2 separate regions of the Mus musculus genome follow, and region 1 is linked to region 2. The links are chromatin loops, found by intact Hi-C in ENCODE. Cell type or tissue: heart. All regions are shown on one strand. Each heading gives the region's core, and the rest is flanking DNA. Links, peaks and the distances in the headings are about the cores only.

Region 1 (9,826 bases), core at 1,091-9,090, 71 kb before region 2:
AATGGCAGTCTTGTGGCTTACCTGAGGAGCCATCTCACCAACCCAACATTTTTTTTTCCTTTTATGGCTTCTGTGAAAATTCCAAACCTAGGTGTTTAGGCAAATTAAAGACCATTTGCCTGAGGTTTGGGGAGAGGAAGCTGGCAATGGAGAAAGTGTGTCTCGGTGTTACCAGCTGTGTGACAAGGCCAGCCGGCCAGCTGGCGGAGTCAGGAGCTCTGGAGGCCTCCACCTTCTCTTTGGGCTGTGCATGCTTAGAACTTGGGGCTGGAAGTTGTGATAGATGTTCTGCCCCCGGGCACCTGCAACTTGGTCTGACACACTTCCATCTGAGGGACTGGAAGGCCAGGTCTTATCCACCTTTGTACTAAAGAACGTCAAGGCAGGTAGGCTATGGAGTGTGGTGTACCAATATTGCAGGTGTACTTTAAAAAAAAAAAGATTGATTTATGTATGTGAGTACATGGTAGCTGTCTTCAGACACTCCAGGGAAGGGCATCGGATCCCATTACAGATGGCTGTGAGCCACCACATAGGTTGCTAGGAATTGAACTCATGCCCTCTGAAAGAGCAGTCAGTGCTTTTAACCTCTGAGTCATCTCTCCAGCCCCCATGGGTTTACTTTTATTAAGGTCCCATTCACATCCTGAGGGACAGGGATGGCCTTGTGTCCCAGCTCAGACAGATCAGACCCTCAGTGACAGGAGACTCCCATGGGGTTGAAATGAGGTGAGCAGCTAGCCGTCTGTGTGACCAGGCTCCCCTGAAAGGCACTGCGCAGTCAGTCAGCGTCCTCTGGACACTGATGCAATACATGCTTACCAAGCCCTGAGTCCCTGACACTGGTGTAGACATGTGCTCCTACAGGTAAAAGTCCCACTATGAAAAGGCCATATGAAGTGGCTAGGGTTAGTCCTTATCAAGGAAGTCCCAGATGTCCACCATGATCCCCCAGATGTTTTGTCCTTCCTCCTCTGGGTCCTGGCAAAGTGGCAGCAGCCTCTCCCAACCATTCCAGTGCTGTGACCTGTGTAGACCCCGGCCAGGGGCTTGCTTAGTTATATCACCAGGCTAAGTGTGTGTGTGAGATCCTGGTGGGCCTGTCCACTGCTGGGAAAATCCTCTCCTTTGGGGAAGAAAACAGCATCACGCACTGGGGATGAGTTGGTAGTCATATATCTAGTGTGCACAAAGCCCTAAATTTGATGCCCAGCACCTAACTGGGTATTAATCAGGCATGATGGTAGCTCATGATGGTAGCACTAGGAAGAAGAGGCAGGAAAAGTTCAAGGCCATACTCAACTTCATAGAGTTCAAGGCCAGTCTAGGCTACAGTAGACCTTGTCCCAAAACAAAGGAAAAAGAAGAAGAAAAAAATCTAGAATTTTTCTGGAAAGATACACAATTCGAATTAAAGTGGGTTACAGTCTCACACAGATACCGCAGTGGAAGTGAAGACGTGGTTCCCAGGGCCCAGTTCTGTCATGGGAACCCTTGTTCTTAGTGAAAATGAATGCACGTGTTTTATTGGAATGGGATCCATTGAGGGGGAAACTATCAAACAAAGAACGCCAGAGAGCATCTAATGCACCGGTACCTAGAAAGCCCCTCCTGCCCAAGCCCAGCAACGTATCTGGAACTGTATAGTTAGTTATTCCTGGTGGTGACTGCCACCCGACTCGGGCAGAGCAGACAGAGAAAGTGTGGCCCAGATGCAAAGATGTCTCGACTCATCAAGCTGACCTGGCAGGGAGGGAAGCCTGAGAATGGTAGTGGGGAGGGGAGTGCAAGTATGAGGGGCACACTATGAAGCATCCCTTGCCAGACATGGTGTTCTTGTCTCTCATCCCAGCACTGCAAGGGTTGAGGCAGGAGGATTGCCACAAGTTTGAGGTCTGACGTACATACAGTGAGGCTTCAAAGCAAGGAGTCCCCTTCAGAACTGTACGCAAACGTGTCCCCAGTGGGCCTGCCACCCTCCATTATTCCATTTAATCTAATATGGACACATGTAAGGACCACATCCCTGCTGGGCTAAAGTATGGGCCTCCCTCCTATGGAACCAAGGAGAGGCCCCAGTACTGCCATTGGCCCAGCAAATCTTGTTTTTTAGATCCACAGTCTCTGCGTTTGGAAATTGGGTTCCTATTAAAAGTTTAAAGGGGGAAGAAAAAAGAAAAAGAAGGCAGAAAAGGAAATGCCATCAGTCCTGCTCCCCCACTGTGGCCTTGAGTCCCGACTGTCTGTCGGAAAGGGTCTGGAAGGAGACTGATTCTGGCAGTTTGAGAGTTTGACAGCAGCCAATGGAAACTCGCAGGAATGCTGCTTGGGCCAGCCAGGGGCTGTTTCCACTGCCGCTTTTACGAGATGCAGACCCGTTCCTCCGTTTCTCCGTCCTTGGCTGGCCAACTTGAAGATGTGAGGAGTTCTTTGAGCTTAGCTCTGCCTCGGGGGTCCAGTTCCTGTTCTACAGGCAGTGATTTTTCAGGTTCTGTCCTATGATCTAGAGTACAGAGTCCTCCCATCCCTGGCCAGCTCATGCAGAAGAGGCCAGCCATCAGATGGAGCACCCTCTATGACAGCTGACATCCACACAGGATGCTGTGAGAATTTATAGCTGCTGCATTGAAGGGGAAACTCTTTCTCCAAATGTCTGTTTTCTTAAGTATATGAAAAACTCCTTTCTGCTGGATGAATCTCAAGCCCTCGTGGAGCCTCAGGGAATGAGATGATCTCTGTTGAGAAACGTTCCCTGGCCTTTCACTCCAGTGACAGTGGGAGCCAAGCTTGCTGCGCTCCGTGCAGGGACCGTGTCTTCACGAGTGCAGTAGGCACTCAGCAACCCTCAGTGATGGAAATTAGATGACCGGTCAGCTCAGCCTGGTAGGGTAGGTGAGACGCAGAGGGACAGCTCTCTGCCAAGTGTACAGCTGCCCAAAGCCAGGGGAGGTAGACAGATTTCCACAGCTTTTGTGGGAGCCCTGTCTGCAAGACTGATATTGGTCCATGAAGTACACATAGCCTTAGGTACCCTGGGTGTGTGGAAGTGGTTCCATGAGGCATTGTCACTTGCCAGTGATCACCCTAGTCCTCACCCCCAGGTGGCACTGTCTCACTCTCTCCTCATAGGACCCACACAAGTAGAGCCCCCACCCTCTGGGCTTGGGCTGGTGAGGTGAGGACTGACTTCCCAGCTTTTTCCTGCCAGCCTCCGAAGAAGTGCCCTTAGCATGGAGGGAGGCCTCTGTCCTGGGCAGGAGTACCAGACTAGGGCTCAGGATTCCTTAGACCATGGCTGTCTTGGGGAAACGACTGGAGGCTATGAGATCTGTCCTCTGTCTTCTCTCTTGCTGCCCACAAACTCCAGAGACGGGCGCAGAGGGCATGAAAGGCCAAGCATAGCCCACTGGCGGGAAGCGAGGCACCTGGTATTTGGGTACCAGGCTGAAGTGGCTTATACTGACTCCTAGGGCAGCGAGGCAGGCTTTCCATCCTGAGCCTGATACCTTTTCTTTTGCAGACAGTGTCCATTCTGGAACAGCGACTGACACTAACAGAAGACAGGCTGAAGCAGTGCCTGGAGAACCAGCAGCTAATCATGCAGAGAACGCCACCGTGATGAGGGGAGCAAGGATCAGGAGCTCAGTGATTGGGGGGACAGCAGGCCAGGGATTTGTATGGGGACTTGAGTAAATAAATAAAGGGATCCCACCTGAGAGAGCCACATCTTACCCAGTCTGGGATTGGGTGCCCTCCTCCCCACCCCTGCAAGTGCTGTCTGTACCTGGAGCCTCTCCATCTGACAATGGGACGCTCCCAGTGGGCAGAGCCACACAAAAAGGAGACTGGAGACCCAGAAGGCAGGGCCACATGCAGTTTAACAAACTCAGAATCCTAAGATGGTGGTCTTTCCTCTCTCTCTCTCTCTCTCTCTCTTTCTCTCTCTCTCTCTCTCTCTCCTCTCTCCTCTCTCTCCCTCCCTCTCCTCTCTCTTCTCTCTCTTTCTTTCTCTCTCTCCTCTCTCTCTCTTCTCTCTCTCCCTCCCTCCCTCTCCTCTCTCTCTTCTCACTCCTCTCTCTCTCTCCCCTTGCTAGGTCTTCATTTACCTCACCTTCAGCCTCCCGACTGGTTTCTAAGTTGACTTCTCTTTCCTTAGACGAGCCAAGAATTTCTTTCCATTTGACCCCTCCCCCTGCCCAAAGCCCCCCAGGGGACCCACCCGGGTTAGGTTTGTTCAGGACAAGCTGGATGGGATAGGTAGAGCCTTTGCAATGCCCTTAATTCCTGTCACCACATATATTCACCAAGACCCATGGCTTCCTCCTTTCTATAGCATGAGAGTAAAGGAATCTGAAAATGCAGACTGCTTTGCCTGATCTTGTGCAGGAATGGCTTGTTCTGGGTAAGACCCACTCAGCCCTCCCATCCCAAGGTCCCTAAAGGGAGAGTCACAGCAGTGGCAGGAAGTGGAGTGCTCAGAGACCAAGGATACCCTTGTTTGCAAGGATAGCCAAAGGCCCTGTGTACTACCCACAGCCTCTTAACTGGCTTCCATAGGGATGTGGAAACCCCGGGCATTCTGTTTCCATTCATTCATGAGGGCTTCCAGGGGCCTCTTCCTCCACATCTGGACTGGGAAAGCCACAGTGAGCGCGTTCCATGTCTGAGTTGCTTGTGCCTTCAGCCTTGAGCATCTTGGGGCTTAACCAATCAGGGAGGTCCTTACCCGCCTAGCTTACTGCCTGGCACCAAGGTGGGTCTCAGTGCTGGAACTTCTCAGAAGCTGTCAGTACCAGTAGGTAATAAAGCCAGCCCTTGCAGCTTCCAGGAGAAGCAGAGCCTGAATGTCTTAAGACTTCAGGCTGGCAAGAGGGCCAATCTGTGTTGATTTCTGATAAACCGTAGTGTGGGAGGTTGCCTCCTCCAGCTTCCATTAGGTTTGGAAAGCTGAATTCCAGGGTCAGACCTTGGTCCTACCCACCCCAAGCTGTACCCCTTAATACTGTGGTCTAACCAATCTGAGGCTCTGATTGATAGAGTTTTGAAGTAATGACCCTGTTCCTCCAGGTGCTGTCCCGCCCAGTGCAGACTACTAGCTCAAGGGAACCTGTTGCTCCATCCAGTCCCACTAGATGGCAGAGCCTATTGTCAGGGACAGCAGGTGGGGAAGACCCGGGGGCTCCCAGGATGCCCTGAGAAGCTGCGGTGTAAGGAGCCCAGTGGCCTCTGGCAGGGAAGCTGCCTCGGGAGACAAGCACCCCATCCCATGAGCCTTAGCTGGCAGCCAGCCCAAAGGGCACTGCTTGTGTGGCCAACCTTGTCATCCCCTCCCATGCTGCCTCCGCCACCCAGCATGGGCTCTTTTGGTGGAGGCAGGCAGAGTGTAGCTAGGCCCACATGGGAGCATACGCCTTTAATTCCAGCACCCAGTAGGCAGAGGCAGGCGGATCTCTGAGTTTGGGCCTGGTCTCACAGTGAGACCCGGTCTCAAAACACAAGTGGGAGTGGGAACAGAGCATCCCCCCATCCTTCTCTGCCTCCTGGCTGGGGGTTGGTAGTAACCGGCTGCTGCAAGCCCGGGCTGCCCCTACTGTGACAACTGTGAACCAAATAAACCTTCCCTTCCTGAAGCTCTTCTGTCGACGCTGTGAGAAGGTAAGAGGGCTACCCTCAGGAGGAGCCTCTGCAGCTCACACACCTCCCTCAGCAGAGCTGCCAGGGAGGGACCTCAGGGGTCCCAGCCTCCTCACATCGTTCTTGGAATGTGCGGAGATCGTAACTTCCACGCCCAGGGCAGATTTACAAAGGGCTAAAGCTCATTTAGGACCAAGATCTCCCAAAAGGATTTTTTTCCCCCTACCAATCATGAGACCCAACTCAGAACCTGCCTGTTTGGGGTGGGGTTCTAGAGTTCTCTTGCGCTGACCAGCTACTCTGCCATCTCCTACCCTTGTGAAGAAACCCTAGGCTGCCTGAAAGGGCCAACACAGGGCCCTGGGTGGACTTCCGGGACCCTGCAAGGTTGGAGGTCATATAACGGGGCCTTGCTTGCAGTATTTATCTCCCCAAATGATCCTATCAACTCTACTGATAGCCGCGCTGACCCTCCCCCCTCCCTTCTGCTGCCAGGCACAAAAGCATCCCCTCTGGAAGTTTAGCCAGAGGCTTTGTACTGGCTGGTTTTGTGTATCAACTTGACACAGCTGGAGTTATCACAGAGAAAGGAGCCTCCCTTGAGGAAATGCCTCCATGAGATCCAGCTGTAAGGCATTTTCTCAATTAGTGATCAAGAGTGGGAAGGCCCATGGTGGGTGGGACCATCTCTGGCCTGGTAGTCTTGGGTTCTATAAGAAAGCAAGCAAGCTGAGCAAGCCAGGGGAAGCAAGCCAGGAAGTAATATCCCTCCATGGCCTCTGCATCAGCTTCCTGACCTGCTTGAGTTCCAGTCCCGACTTCCTTTGGTGATGAACAGCAGTATGGAAGTGTAAGCTGAATAAACCCTTTCCTCCCCAGCTTGCTTTTGGTCATGTTTGCACAGGAATAGAAACCCTGACTAATGCTCCAAATCTTGGATTGAATGACTGAGCTCCCAGAAAGGCAAACCATAGCTCGCACCCCCAGTGTGCTCTGTCCTTATCCCTCTGTCCCCCTAAGTTGCCACGGCCAGCTTCTCCAGGTTCCAGGGCTTGGACCCGCACTTCTTGTCAGAGAAGCAATGGTGGCAGGCCAGGTGGGCTTTGATAAGCGCCGTGCCAGGAAGGAGTTGCCAAGCCTGATCGCAGTCCGTGGTTTCCTAGTTTGCTTCCACTCCTGACCCAGAGCAACTTGGGGGAAGAAAAGGCTGACTTGACTGACACGGCCGGATCTCAGTCCATCCCTACGGGAAGTCAGGGCAGGAACCCAAGCAGGAGCCTGGAAGCAGAAACTGAAGAGGAGGCAGGCCATGGAGAAACACTGCCCCCACTCTCCATGGCTCAACCAGCGTTTCTATAGAAACCAAGACCACTAGCTGAGGGGTGGCACCAGAGTGGGGCTGGGCCTTCCCACATCAATCATTAGTCAAGAAAATGCACCCCAGACTTGCCTACAGGTAGGTAGGCCAATATGATAGAACCATCGTCTCAGTTGAGGCTCCCCCATTCCCAAATGACCCTAAGTTGACCCAGACTAGCCAGCACACATGGCAAGCCCATCTGTCCTCATCTTTGAGTACTGCCCCCAGGGGCACCTAACAGGTGGGTTCCAAGGTCCCCAAAGGCCTGTGGCCATTTCATAGTCTCCACAGGAACTCTCTCTCTCTCTCTCTCTCTCTCTGTTTCCTGCCTTCTGTCCTGAAATCTTTGGATTTCTTCCTGGTAGTGGGCATCTGGGGCAGGGGCAGCGCAGCAGCTCAGTTGAGATGTTGTTCCTCATCCATGTCACAGGCCCTGGCTCTGTGGTCTTGAAAAGTCCTCTCCTATTTCTTGGCCTCCATAAAACACGCCGAACTGAGTGTGGACAACATATGCCTGTCTTTCCCTGACAGCCAGGTCTCTTTCCTGGCACTTGGCTCTTCGTGTCAGTGGGGACAGGGGACTTGGTTCCAGGGTCTTTCTGGCTCAAATTCTAGGTGGCCTTCATTTTCCTAGTCCAAGAGCTCCTGCCACCGGGAGCCATCTCCAGGGGTAAGAAGGAAGTTGGGAGTGTGAAGAGGTAAAAATTCCAAAGCTGCCACCTCCTCTGTCACAGGGAGGCCAGCACAGGCTTCGGGGTGGATGTTTGTGATTACCCAGAATCCCGGAAACCCAGCCCGCTGAGCAAGCAAGTACACGGTGAGTCACCCTCACCCTCATCCCAGCTCCCTGTCATTAACCTCATCTTCCTAACGATTTGCTCAAGACAGGCACTTGAAGGCTCCAGCCCAAACTGTTGTGTGACCATGTGAGGGGGACCCAAAGCACAGGGGCAGTTTCTCACAAAGCAGCCCCAATCCACCTGCCCCACCCCACCCTGGGCTGCTGAAGAGGGACACAGTGTTTGCTAAGGGAGCACTGTCAGGCTGGTGGCAGTCTCATTGACCTCAGAGCATAATCCCACTGCCTGCGAACATTGCTGAATGGATAGAGGACTTAGTTCCTTTGGCTGGTAGACTAGCCCACCCCAGCTACGGCCCAGTGAGCGCTGGGGCCTCAGTTCCACCACACTAAGGAAGTGTCCCTCTAAAAGCTTCACCTTGTCTTTTGGCCCAGGATGGGGTGCTCATGACTGTGCCATGAACCATCCCTGAGTTCTTGCTGCCTAGCTGCTAGGAAGCATGGGGAGCCAGCCCTTTCTGCATGTGGAAGCACTCTCCAGAGATCCTGTTTATAGAGCAAGGGGAGGTGTTCCCACTTAGGTGAGGCCACCAACCTGGTGGCCTGGAGTCAGTTGTGGAAGAACCCCCAGCCCTTACCCCTCCCACTCCTACTGCCTGGAGGAGTCCGTTCACTGGGAGGAAGGGAAGAAGCCTGCTTTCCTACTGTTTCCTGTTCTCAGCCTCTGCTTCTCTCTCTCTCAGGCACACAGTTCCTGGAAGGGGGGCTTTAGTCTGTTCAGTGGGTGCTCTGTGGCAGAGGTTGGGCCTTCAGGTCAGTGTCACAATGGCAATACACACACCGGTGCCTCATCCATCTCCACCTTCCAGATGGACACCTGAGACTTTCCTAAGTGCCCAGGCCTGTGTATTCCCTTGATCTCCAGGGCTACCCCCTAGGGGATGGTAGCCACGCTCGATGTTCATGCTCAGGGCTGAGATGGGATCATGCGCTCAAGGCTTGCACATGGTGACCTCTCACCAGCCCTGCCCAGGATCCAGCATCTTGTCCCATGACACTGCTGCAGAGTTTGTCCCTCGGAACCCTCTGAATCCTGGAAAGCAGTGTGTTAGCACTCCTGCCCCTCCAGGTAGCAGCTCACATGCGCCCACACCTATGCCTGCTCTCTGGAAACAAGGTACGTTCTGTCCCAGTAAATGTGACTGCTATTGGACAAGTCTCTGTCAGGAGCTGGGAGACTGACCTCTGTTCTGAGGCTGCCCCTAGAGTGTGGGTTGCAAACATCTCCCCCAAATAGTTGGGGTGCACCTAGAACAAGGCCAGTCATGAGCTCCCACAAGGATGTCCACAGCCCTGTGAGAAGTGGCTGGTCTCCTGCTGAGAACCGAACAGACTAAAGCCCCCCTCTGACCTGAAGGAGACGAAGTCCCATAGACCCCCTCTGATGGGAGTGGAAGTCTCAGGCAGCAATGCCAGGTGAAGACCACCAACATCACCGATAGCATGAACCTGTTCCCCTCCTGCAGATCAGCAGAAAAGCCCAGCAGCAAGCCAAGGCCTTGCCAACCTTTCTTCCATGCCCGCCCCTGGCAGCACAGCACTCAGGCTGCCAAAGGGTCCAGCAAAAAGAGAACAAATAATAGAAAGCTCCTAAGACAGCTCACCCCACTCCCGCTCAGCCCCCAAAGACAGGCCAAGGGGGCCCCCATTGCTCAGCCCCAGGGTTCCTGCACCCAGAAATGCAGGACCTCACCCCCAAGCCTTGGCCTTCACACACACAGTGACAGCAACTTGTCGGTGGTGGCTGAGACAATTCACAAACAGTTCTGAGAGCTGCGTTTCTCTGCAGTGAAATAAGACCCAAGCCCAGGGAGTTGTTAGGAACCCAAGAGGCAGGCCTGTATTACTGGTGCCGCCCCCCACCCCCCAGTGCTAGCCAGTATTCCTAGGAGGGGTTCCATTGTCCTCCACGAGTCCTCGAAGGTCACTGCCCAAATGTCACACATCTTTTACTGGACTCCACCACCCACCAC
Region 2 (9,826 bases), core at 574-8,573:
TCCTGGAGGGGGTCAAGGGGGGTTGGAGGCACAGATGCAGGGAATGTCTCACATCAGAGCCCATTGCTCCACCTCCAGTGCTCCACACACATCAGATTCTGCTGGCCCAAAGTTCAGAACAGGAAGAGAGAGTAAAAGGAGATCTGATGCCAGGAGGATCTGGCTTCAGATGTCCAGCCGGCCATCAGGTTAGGTGAGGTCCTCCTCACGACTTCAGTGTCCTCATGAAGGGAGGACAGAAAACCTCAGTACTATCCCCTCAGGGACGTTAGGGAGCACCCAAGGGTGCTCCATGGAGGCTAGTTAGGATGTTGATTTCCCTGCTCCTGCTTCAACATCTTCATTCCAGTCTACCCTGGAGTGCTTCAGTGCCCCACCCCCTTTCCAGGTGACTACCAGGTTGCCCTCTTGCTGAGTTGCCTTGGGGCTTGCCTTCAGGCCAGCTGTGTTCCCTCTCCCTGATGTGTCCCAGTGGCCCTGGTATATGGAGCTGGGGATGGCTCTGATAACATCATTGCAGGTAGTGGAGTCTCTGTGCCTACCTTATACCACACATGTCCCAGTCTTCAGACACCACTGTCTACCCTCTACAAACCTGTGGGTTCCCCAGCCGTTTTCCAGAGGACTCCAGCTCTGAAGGGTGGTCACAGGGTAGCCCCTTCAACTGGCAGAAGAGCCTGACGCACTATAGACAGGTGAGACAATGGCTTGCACAGTGGGGACGGAGTCCGCCGCTTGGTTTCATAGTCGCACCTAATTTTCAGACAAGGATGCTGGGGTTCAGTGTCTCACACAAGGAACTTAAGTCCAGATGCAGGCCTCTGCCTGATGCCTGGTAGACCTGCATTCCAGGCAAAAAGCCAGAGTGCATGGGGGGGTGGGGGGGGGGCTCTTGTCCAAACAGACTATGCAGTTGCAAAGAGTCCCCATGCCACACCTCAGCCAGGCCTGTCACCCCAATACAAATGAGCAGGGGTGATAGCTAACTGCCTCCAGCCCTATTCCAGAAGCCCAGCCCCCGAAGCGTAGGCCTGGAGGCTAGAGGGAAATGAGAAGGGACCCCGCTCCCTTCTGCAGACTGCACCCTTTCCCACCTGCCAGCACGCACTCTTCTCGGCTTCCTTTCAGGGAACCCCCTCCTGGCTGCTGCCACATTCCCTACAATGCCGCCCCCGCACCCCCTGGCCCCTCCTCTGCGCCAGGGTGGGAGCCGCAGCGATTCAAGTTATTTTTAGCCATACTGCCTCCTTCAGGAGATTCAAGTCAAGGGGAAGCCGCCCCCGCGCCTCCAGGAGCTGCTTGCGGAAAGCGACCGATTAAAACCAGTGCTGCGCGGGCTGGGTGCCAGGCGGGAGGCAGTCGGTGAGACAGTCCTCTCTCGCGCTGGCTCCCAGTGCTGCTGTGCGTTGCTAAGAGTGCCGGGGTCCCCATATGCCCTTTGTTGCCACCTCTCAGCCTCTGGCCTTCAGCCCAATCCACCGGTCCTCCTCCAGCCTCCACCCCAGCCCACACCCTTATCCCAAATCAAGAGGACTGGCAGTCTCTCCTCCCATCAGGGGAGATCTGGGGGTAGGGCAGAGGAGCCTATATTTTGCCTTGTCTGGGTTTCTGCTCCATCAATCTATCTATCCATCCATCCATCCATTCACCCATCCATTCCCCCACCTTCCTTCCTTCATTCCTTCCTCCTCTTCTTCCCTTTTTCTTCTCCCTCTCCTTCTTTTCTCTCTTCTCTTTTGCCCAGTCTGTATCAAACGTACTGATAGCCTAGATTCTGTGACTTCTGGTCTTTCCGTATCTCCTGAGCACAGTGGAGTTACAGGTACATAACACCATGTAGGGCTCAAGTCACCCTTTGTCTTTTGGGTGAACTATCAGAAAGGATGAGAAGGCGCTGACTCTGGCTGCCAGCTCCTGGTCTTGAAGAGTTACCAAGAGGCAGAGGCCAAAGTAACTGTCAAGCATAAGGGACAGGGATTAACCAGGGTTAGAGAGCACCCGTGTGAGCAAGTCACTGAGTCAGGGTCCTGAAGATGCTTGGAATGAGTTGATCCTGAGACCTCACCACAAGCCCCCACAGTGGGGTCAGATATTTGCTACTGGAGAAGGATGCTGGCAATGTGAGAGTGCATGAGAATGCATAGAATTTCCTAATGACAGGAATGGGGGGGAGGACATCTTGGGGATGAGAGGACTCTACATCTCCCAGCTGCCACTGCTGCCTTGGCTCGCTCTACCTGATTGCCATTTACAGAGAAGGCATCAACTTCCTTCCTCAAGCTGTCCTTAGAGTTCAAGCCCAGGAGAGTGTCCAGGAGTAGTTTGATGGGGGAGAAAAAGTTCAGTTCGCTTTCCTGAACTTCAGTCTTAATTGCATTATAGAATAATCAAAAAGTCCCAGTGAGTGTAGCAAGGTCCGATCATAACCATGCAAAGCTTCCCAGAGAAACACACACACACACACACACACACACACACACACACACACACACACTGCCAGCTTTCTAGAGTTTCAAAAATGCAGTAACGGATTGAAGAAGTCTGGATCAGCTGGGAGGACTGTAGGGAGCACCTGGCCTTTGTTCTGTCCACCCTGCTACGCCTTCCTCCCTCTGTCTGACTCCACAGACCTGCCTTTTCACAAGGGGGCTCCCAGGCCTCTTCTCCATCTCCTGCTCCCTCTCTGCCCGACCTCTCCACTCTGGGTGCCCTGTTCCACAGCCTCCAGCCACTTGGTGATGGTAGTAGTGCTTTGCCAGTCAGACATGAGTTTGGGACTTAAGCCTTACAAATCTGCCAGGTGGCACCTGAGGGTCCCTTTGTACCTACAGTGTCACAAGAATTTCCCCAGCTTGAGGCAAGTGGGAAGGTTTAGCATTCCCTGGATAGTTGGTTGAGTGTCCTACCCAGTGCTGGGATGGGAGTCCCAGCGCTCACTGCCACATCCCCTTTTTTAGGGGACACATGAGGAGTTCAGGGGCATCCCTGCAGATCTCCCGCTAATCAGCCTCTAGAACTACCTCCTTCCCTGTCTCATCTTCCCCACCTATAAGGCCTGTTTTTTTTTTAAATGTATATATACACACACACATATATATATATGTGTGTGTGTGTGTGTATGTGTATATATATATATATATATATGTATATATACATATACATATAAAATATATGCTATTGCTTTCTTCAGACACACCGGAAGAGGGCATAGGATCCCATTACAGATGGTTGTGTTGTGAGCCACCATGTGGTTGCTGGGAATTGAACTCAGGACATTTGGAAGACCAGCCAGTGCTCTTAGCTGCTGAGCTGTTGATCTTCAGGCCCCTGCTTCGGATCGGTTTCCTAAATTTGGCAAGGGAGGCTCCCGAGTCACAGCCTCAGGCAAGAGGGCTGGAGCTCAGAGAGTTGAAGCTTTTAGTCTTTGGGCCTTGATAGTCCCATCATCCATTCAGAGGAATTCTTTGAAAGGTCACATCATCCTGCCCTCTCTCCCCTTCCAAGAGCCTTCCAGATGATCCCCAGGGAGGGGAGGTCCAGGGAGGCAGTCAAAGCTTTAACCCCAGGGCTGCTTGGTGAACAGAGTCCTCCCTCTCCTACCCCCCCCCCGGGGGCCCCTCTTTAGCCTGGGCTAGGGAGGTGGATGGAGGGGGGGAGAAGATGAGATGGGAATCCAGACAAGAAGGGGTTACAGGAGAAAGGGGAACTGGAAGGGGGTTGTGGTTGTCAAGGCAACGGCATTGCTGGGGTCAGTGGAGGCTGCTGGGGAGGGAAAGGAGAGGGGTGTCCCTCTCAGCTTGCAGCTTCAGAGCTTCAGTCTTCCTGTCCTGACACTCTTTGTTTTAAAAAAAAAAAAAGAGTCGCCTTACCCTCCTTTTGTGTCTGGAGGTGGGAGAGGGGAGCCACTTCGGGGATTTGCCCTGTCTTGCTGAGCTCACCTCATCCATCCATTCCTCCCCTCCCGCCCTCCCCTCTGCTCAGTTTCTAACTCTGAGCGAGCTTGGTTCTCACCTGCCAGCCCATCTTCCCAGAGCAACAACCCAGCCCTGACTTGAGCTGGTGGGAGCCTGTCCCCCTCCCCCGGACACACATAACACATACCTCCTTTATGGGCCCGCTGAAGGTTGCAAGGAGAGTCGGAGCAGAAAAGCCACCCCTACTCCAGACTCCTGACATTCCAAGTAAATCATTGGTCAGAGAAGCCAGGGACTTTTATGTCACCTGGATGTCATTGGTATTCTTGCATGGCCTCAAGGAAAACAAACCCCTGGATCCTAGTGTGTACCTAGACCATAAGCTCTCCAGAAGGACCCTGTTTACCCCGCCGTGATGTGGGTGCCCAGGGCATCAGGTTGACCCCAGCCGCTGTGCTACATCTAGAGCCGACCCTCAGCCTCTAGCCTGGGTGCTGGACAGCTTCCTGCTCATTCAGTGTTGGGTGCTGCCAACCGAGGTTCAGTGAGGGGAAATGCTCTTCTAGCCCGTGGAAGTCAGAATTTAAACGTAAGTATTGAAGTCTGTCCCTTTAACCACTGGAAGACTTGGCTTTGGGAAACCTGAAAGTGGCCCAGAGCTGTGCCCAGCGCTGCCCAGGGATTGGCCTTTTCTTCTCCGGGGAAAGATATAGGAGTCGTTAGTCCAGGGTGATCGGAACCAACCTAAAGTCCTCAGGCTGTATCTGCAGATCTGTCTGTCAGAAGGGAATCTGCTGGCTGCTGGGTGGATGGGTGTGGGATCTTCCCAAGGGAGGGAGCAGAGCTGCCATTAGTTGGCCTGCTTGCCCGCTGCAGCTGAACTTCGTCTATGATCCCATACTGCCCCCTTGTGGACAATCTCACATTCCCCACGTGGAATACCTTAGTCCTAGAGGGGCAATCAACTTGGAGCTAAAGGTGGTCTGTTAGGACCTAGCAATATACTGGGCTACACCTCCCACTTCTACTGGAACTAACAGAGCCTGAACCTGGGATAATGTTTCACACAGCACATCTTTCCCCGAGAGACTTTGAAAACCCTTGGCAGGAAGTAAATTTAAGAGCTGTATTTTTTTAACCCTTCATTCCCTGTTGTTTTGTTTGCCTCCAGTCTTCATGACTGTTAGCATATCTCTTGTATTAGGGCACTCACTATATCTGTGAGCAGACAGTGGCTTGAAAACAATGGGAGTGGGGTGGGGTCAGGGTCTCTCCTACCCCAAGGTGACCTGGAATCCTTCATGCAGTCAAAGAGGACCTTGCATTTTTTCCCAATTTTTTATTAGGTATTTACTTCATTTACATTTCAAATGTTATCCTGAAAGCCCCCTATACCCTCCCCCCCCCATCCCTATCCATCCACTCCCACTTCTTGGTGTTTCCCCTGTACTTGGGCATATAAAGTTTGCAAGACCAAGGGGCCTCTCTTCTCAATGATGGCCGGACTAGGACATCTTCTGCTACATATGCAGCTAGAGACACAAGCTCTGGGGGTACTTGACAGCACACCTAAAAGCTCTAGAACAAAAGGAAGCAAATTCACTCAAGAGGAGTAGATGGCAGGAAAATAAGCAAACTCAGGGGAGAAATCAACCAAGAGGAAACAAAAAGAACTATTCAAAGAATCAACCAAACCAGGAGCTGGTTCTTTGAGAAAATCAACAAGATAGATAAACCCTTAGCCAGACTCACTAGAGGGCACAGGGACAGCATCCTAATTAGCAAAATCAGGAATGAAAAGGGAGACATAACAACAGATCCTGAAGAAATCCAAAACACCATCAGATCCTTCTACAAAAGGCTGTACTCAACAAAACTGGAAAGCCTGGATGAAATGGACAAATTTCTAGACAGATACCAGGTACCAAAGTTAAATCAGGATCAGATTAATGACCTAAACAGTCCTATATCCCCTAAAGAAATAGAAGCAGTCATTAATAATCTCCCAACCAAAAAAAAGACCTTGCATTTTTAAAATGTGTGCATTTAATTCTTCAACCTTATGTCAGGTCCCCACATACACACAGTACTATGAAACATGCTGCTAACATGTTACTTTGCTGAGCTGGCTCCTCTGAATCTCACTTAGATTGAGGTGTGGATCTGAAAAGGCCAAAGAAGGCTGGATGGTTTAGAAAGACGGCACGAGGAGGATTGTTCAGTCCGAGTTTGTCTTGGACTTGTTGCACCTTGCTTTAATCCCTCTCTGTCTTACGTCAAAGATGAGACAAACAGACCCCTGCGCTGCTGAGTTCAGCGTGAAGACTATATAGTTCAGAGAAAGGCAAGAGGCTCTTGTCAAGGACAAGACCTGACGCAGGCTGGAGTCAAGGCGAGAACCACTTCCTCAAAGGCAGTGCTGAGCAAGATGGCGCGCTCTTTAAAATCTCAGCCCTTGGGAGGCAGAGGCAGAGCTCTTGTGAGTTTGAGGTCAGTCTAGTCTAAATATTGAGTTCAAAGCCAGATGGGGCTACATAGACCCTGTCTCAAAAATACAAACAAGAGGGCTGGAGAGATGGTTAAGAGCACTGACTGCTCTTCCGAAGGTCCTGAGTTCAAATCCCAGCAACCACATGGTGGCTCACAACCATCCGTAATGAGATCTGACACCCTTTTCTGGTGCATCTGAAGACAGCTACAGTGTGCTTAGATATAATAATAAATAAATCTTTAAAAAAATACAAATAAACAAAAGAGGAAACCACAGAAGACACAGAGAGAATGGAAGGCCCTGGAGGAAGGGCAGTATTCTTCATTGCTGTCTCTGTGCCTGAAGCTCCTTCGGTATCTTAGAACAATTTACCGATGTATTTATATATTATAAATGGGAATAGAACTCTGCGGCCCCTGCATGTTCTAAGCCAGTGCTCTACCACTAACCTACACCATGCACTCCAGAATTGCCATGTGCATGTCTGGTACCTGCAGGAGTCAAGAGAGGTCATAGGATTCCCTGGAACTGGAATTACTGATGGTTGTAATGTCGGTGCTGGGAACAGGGTCTCTGCAAGAGCGGCAGGTGCCCTCTTTAACAGCTGAGCCAGCCCACCAGACCTGTTACAGAAAGTTTTCATGACAAAGATGTGGACACATTGTGACAAGATGTAACTTGTTGAATGACAAAAGGGTTCCCAGTAACATGTCCCTTATGAAGAAGATATACAGGAGTAGAGAATAAAAGAATAAACTGTTGTACTGTTGCTAGAAAGAAAACTATTCTTAGCTGGGCAGTGGTGGTGCACGCCTTTAATACCAGCACTTGGGAGGCAGAGGCAGGCAGATTTCTGAGTTCAAGGCCAGCTTGGTCTACAGAGTGAGTTCCAGGACAGCCAGGGCTACACAGAGAAACCCTGTCTTGAAAAAAAGAAAGAAAGAAAGAAAGAAAGAAAGAAAGAAAGAAAGAAAGAAAGAAAGAAAGAAAGAAAGAAAGAAAGAAAGATAAGATAATTTGGAGGTGTTGGTTCTCTCCTTTCACCACGGGATGTGGGGTTTGAACTCAGGTCGCTGGGCTTGTGCCGAGGGCTTTACCTGCCCATCTTAGCCTGGCCACTTTAAAGTCATCACAATTCCTGTGTTAAACTCCACCAAAACCTTTCATTTCTCCATTCCAACCTCTATTCTCACCATTTCTGGTGACAGTGGTTCCTGTTTGTGCTGGCTGTTTCTGAGTTCTTGATGTTCTGTTTGAAGAATTAAAGCCGAAGAGATGCTGGTCACCACCCTGGGCTTCTTTCTGTAGGCCCCAGAGTAGAAGTTGGTTGTTAGAAGTAGGATATAGGTTTTTTTTTTTTTTTTAAGATTTACTTATTTATGAGTACACCATAGCTGTCTTCAGATACACCAGAAGAGGGCATTAGATCCTGTTACAGATGGTTGCTGGGCATTGAACTCAGGACCTCTAGAAGAGCAATCAGTGCTCTTAATCACTGAGCCATCTCTCCAGCCCCTAGGTGCTTCTCTTTAAATATACTGATTAAAATAACAACAAACAATGCCGGGCGTGGTGGCGCATGCCTTTAATCCCAGCCCTCGGGAGGCAGAGGCAGGTGGATTTCTGAGTTCGAGGCCAGCCTGGTCTACAAAGTGAGTTCCAGGACAGTCAGGGCTGTACAGAGAAACCTTGTCTCGAAAAACCAAAACCAACCAGCCAAACAAACAAAGGGGCTGGACTTGGTGGTGCACACCTTTAATCCCAGCACTCAGAGTCAGAGGCAGACAGATCTCTGAGTTTAAGGCCACCCTGGTCTACAGGATGAGTTCCAGGACAGCCAGGGCTATACAGAGAAACCCTGTTTTGGTAAATCAAACCAAGCAAACAAGCAAACAAAACTGTTGAGGGACAGATGTGATGGCATTTACCTTTGATCCTAACACTGGGGAGGCAGACAGAGGTGGCTCTCTTGGGAACTTGAAGCTAGCCTGTTTTACATAATGAGTTCCAGGCATCCAGAACTACCTAAAGAAACTGCTTAAAGAAAAAAAAAATTAGTAAGAAGAAATAGTGTCTGGTACAAATGTTTAAAAGGATTGTGCCTTGGAGGCTAAGAATGTTAATTCAGTCAGTCTGGTGCCTAAATAGTATTCATGTCGTTCCCCAGTACTGCATAAAACCAGGGATGGTGGTCATCCTAAAATCTCAGCGCTTAGGAGGTGGAGGCAGGAGGATGAGAAATTCAAGGTCATTCTTAGCTACACAGAAAATTTGAGGCTAGCCTGGAACACATGAGGTCTCATCTCAAAATAAGTAAAATTGAAAAAGTACAAAATATATGGGGCCATGAGATGGTCACCATGCCTGACAAACTGAGTTCAAACCTAGATCCACAATGGTGCAGAGGAAAGAACTGACTCTGGCTAAATTACCCTCTGACGTCCCTATGTATAGACACACACACACACACACACTTTAAAAGTTAGATTGGTTGGAGAGATGGCTTGGTAGCTAAGAGCACTCAATGCTCTTGCAGAGGACCCATGTTCAATTCTCAGCATCCACATGCAGCTACGACCATCTGTAACTCCAGTCACAGAGGACCCAGTATCTTCTTTTGGTCTCCTTGGGAGCCAGGCATACACATAGTACTGGTACGAACATACGAGCAGGCAAAACACTCATATACGTAAACACAAATTTTTAAATAGCTATAAAAGGGACTCCTTCCCCCACCCCCGGCCTCACTGCTACATGGAATGTGAACTGTTGGGCAGAGAGGCAGAGGCCAACTGAGTTCCTGGGAAGCACCCACCGCTTACCTGATTTAGACCTCTTCCTCTCTGTCTGCCTCCGAGATTGACTTTAGGGCCTCCTGCATATTAGACAAACATGTACCATGCTACCACACAGTATATTACCACCATAACCTGTCCAGTCTTTTTTTAATTTATTTATTTATTTATTTATTTATTTATTTATTTATTTTGGTTTTTCAAGACAGGGTTTCTCTGTGTAGTCCTGGCTGTCCTGGAACTCACTTTGTAGACCAGGCTGGTCTTGACCTCAGAAATCCACCTGCCTCTGCCTCCCAAGTGCTGGGATTAAAGGCGTGTGCCACCACGCCCAGCGAGTCTTTAATTTTTTTAACTTTATTTTTTGTTTAATTAATTAATTTTTGTTTTTTTGAGATAGGGTTTCTCTGTGTAACCAGCCCTGGCTGTCCTGAACTTGATTTGTAGACCAGGTTGTCCTTGATCTCACCTGTCTCTGCCTCTCTAGTGCTGGGATTAAAGGTGTCCAACACTCCTGGCTTTTAAATTCTTTTTTTTTTTTTTGAGCAGACAATAACTTTATTGGATACAATTATTAAAAAGAAAAATGGGGGGCTGCAGAGATGGCTCAGCGGTTAAGAGCACTG

The links. Peaks named below come from ENCODE experiments on the same cell type or tissue, not always from the same donor. Only the 100,000 strongest peaks of a DNase experiment are listed, where the experiment ranks them.
Region 1: a loop joins it to region 2, with 6 times the contacts of the local background. A loop is called at or near these places in 22 of 42 quality-filtered maps.

What each region holds. Positions count from the first base shown.
Region 1 is chr9:106,346,162-106,355,987 of GRCm38, forward strand. It overlaps Poc1a (POC1 centriolar protein A), which reads left to right. Exons shown (of 11, transcript NM_027354.2): 11 at 3,521-3,730. The coding sequence ends at 3,619. Among named protein-coding and RNA genes, the nearest start is that of Dusp7, 18 kb to the right of the region's middle. RefSeq lists an enhancer at 7,943-9,826. In heart, for the core only: CTCF peaks have their summits at 3,093 (motif pointing right) and 5,123 (motif pointing right); DNase peaks (open chromatin) are centred at 3,090, 5,270, 7,790 and 8,840; H3K27ac peaks cover 5,502 bases.
Region 2 is chr9:106,417,185-106,427,010 of GRCm38, forward strand. Gm33616 (a long non-coding RNA gene) reads right to left here and starts at 4,320. Exons shown (of 3, transcript XR_001779299.2): 1 at 4,102-4,320; 2 at 596-753. In heart, for the core only: a CTCF peak has its summit at 1,250 (motif pointing left); DNase peaks (open chromatin) are centred at 1,247 and 4,777; H3K4me3 peaks cover 1,323 bases; H3K27ac peaks cover 2,883 bases; H3K27me3 peaks cover 569 bases.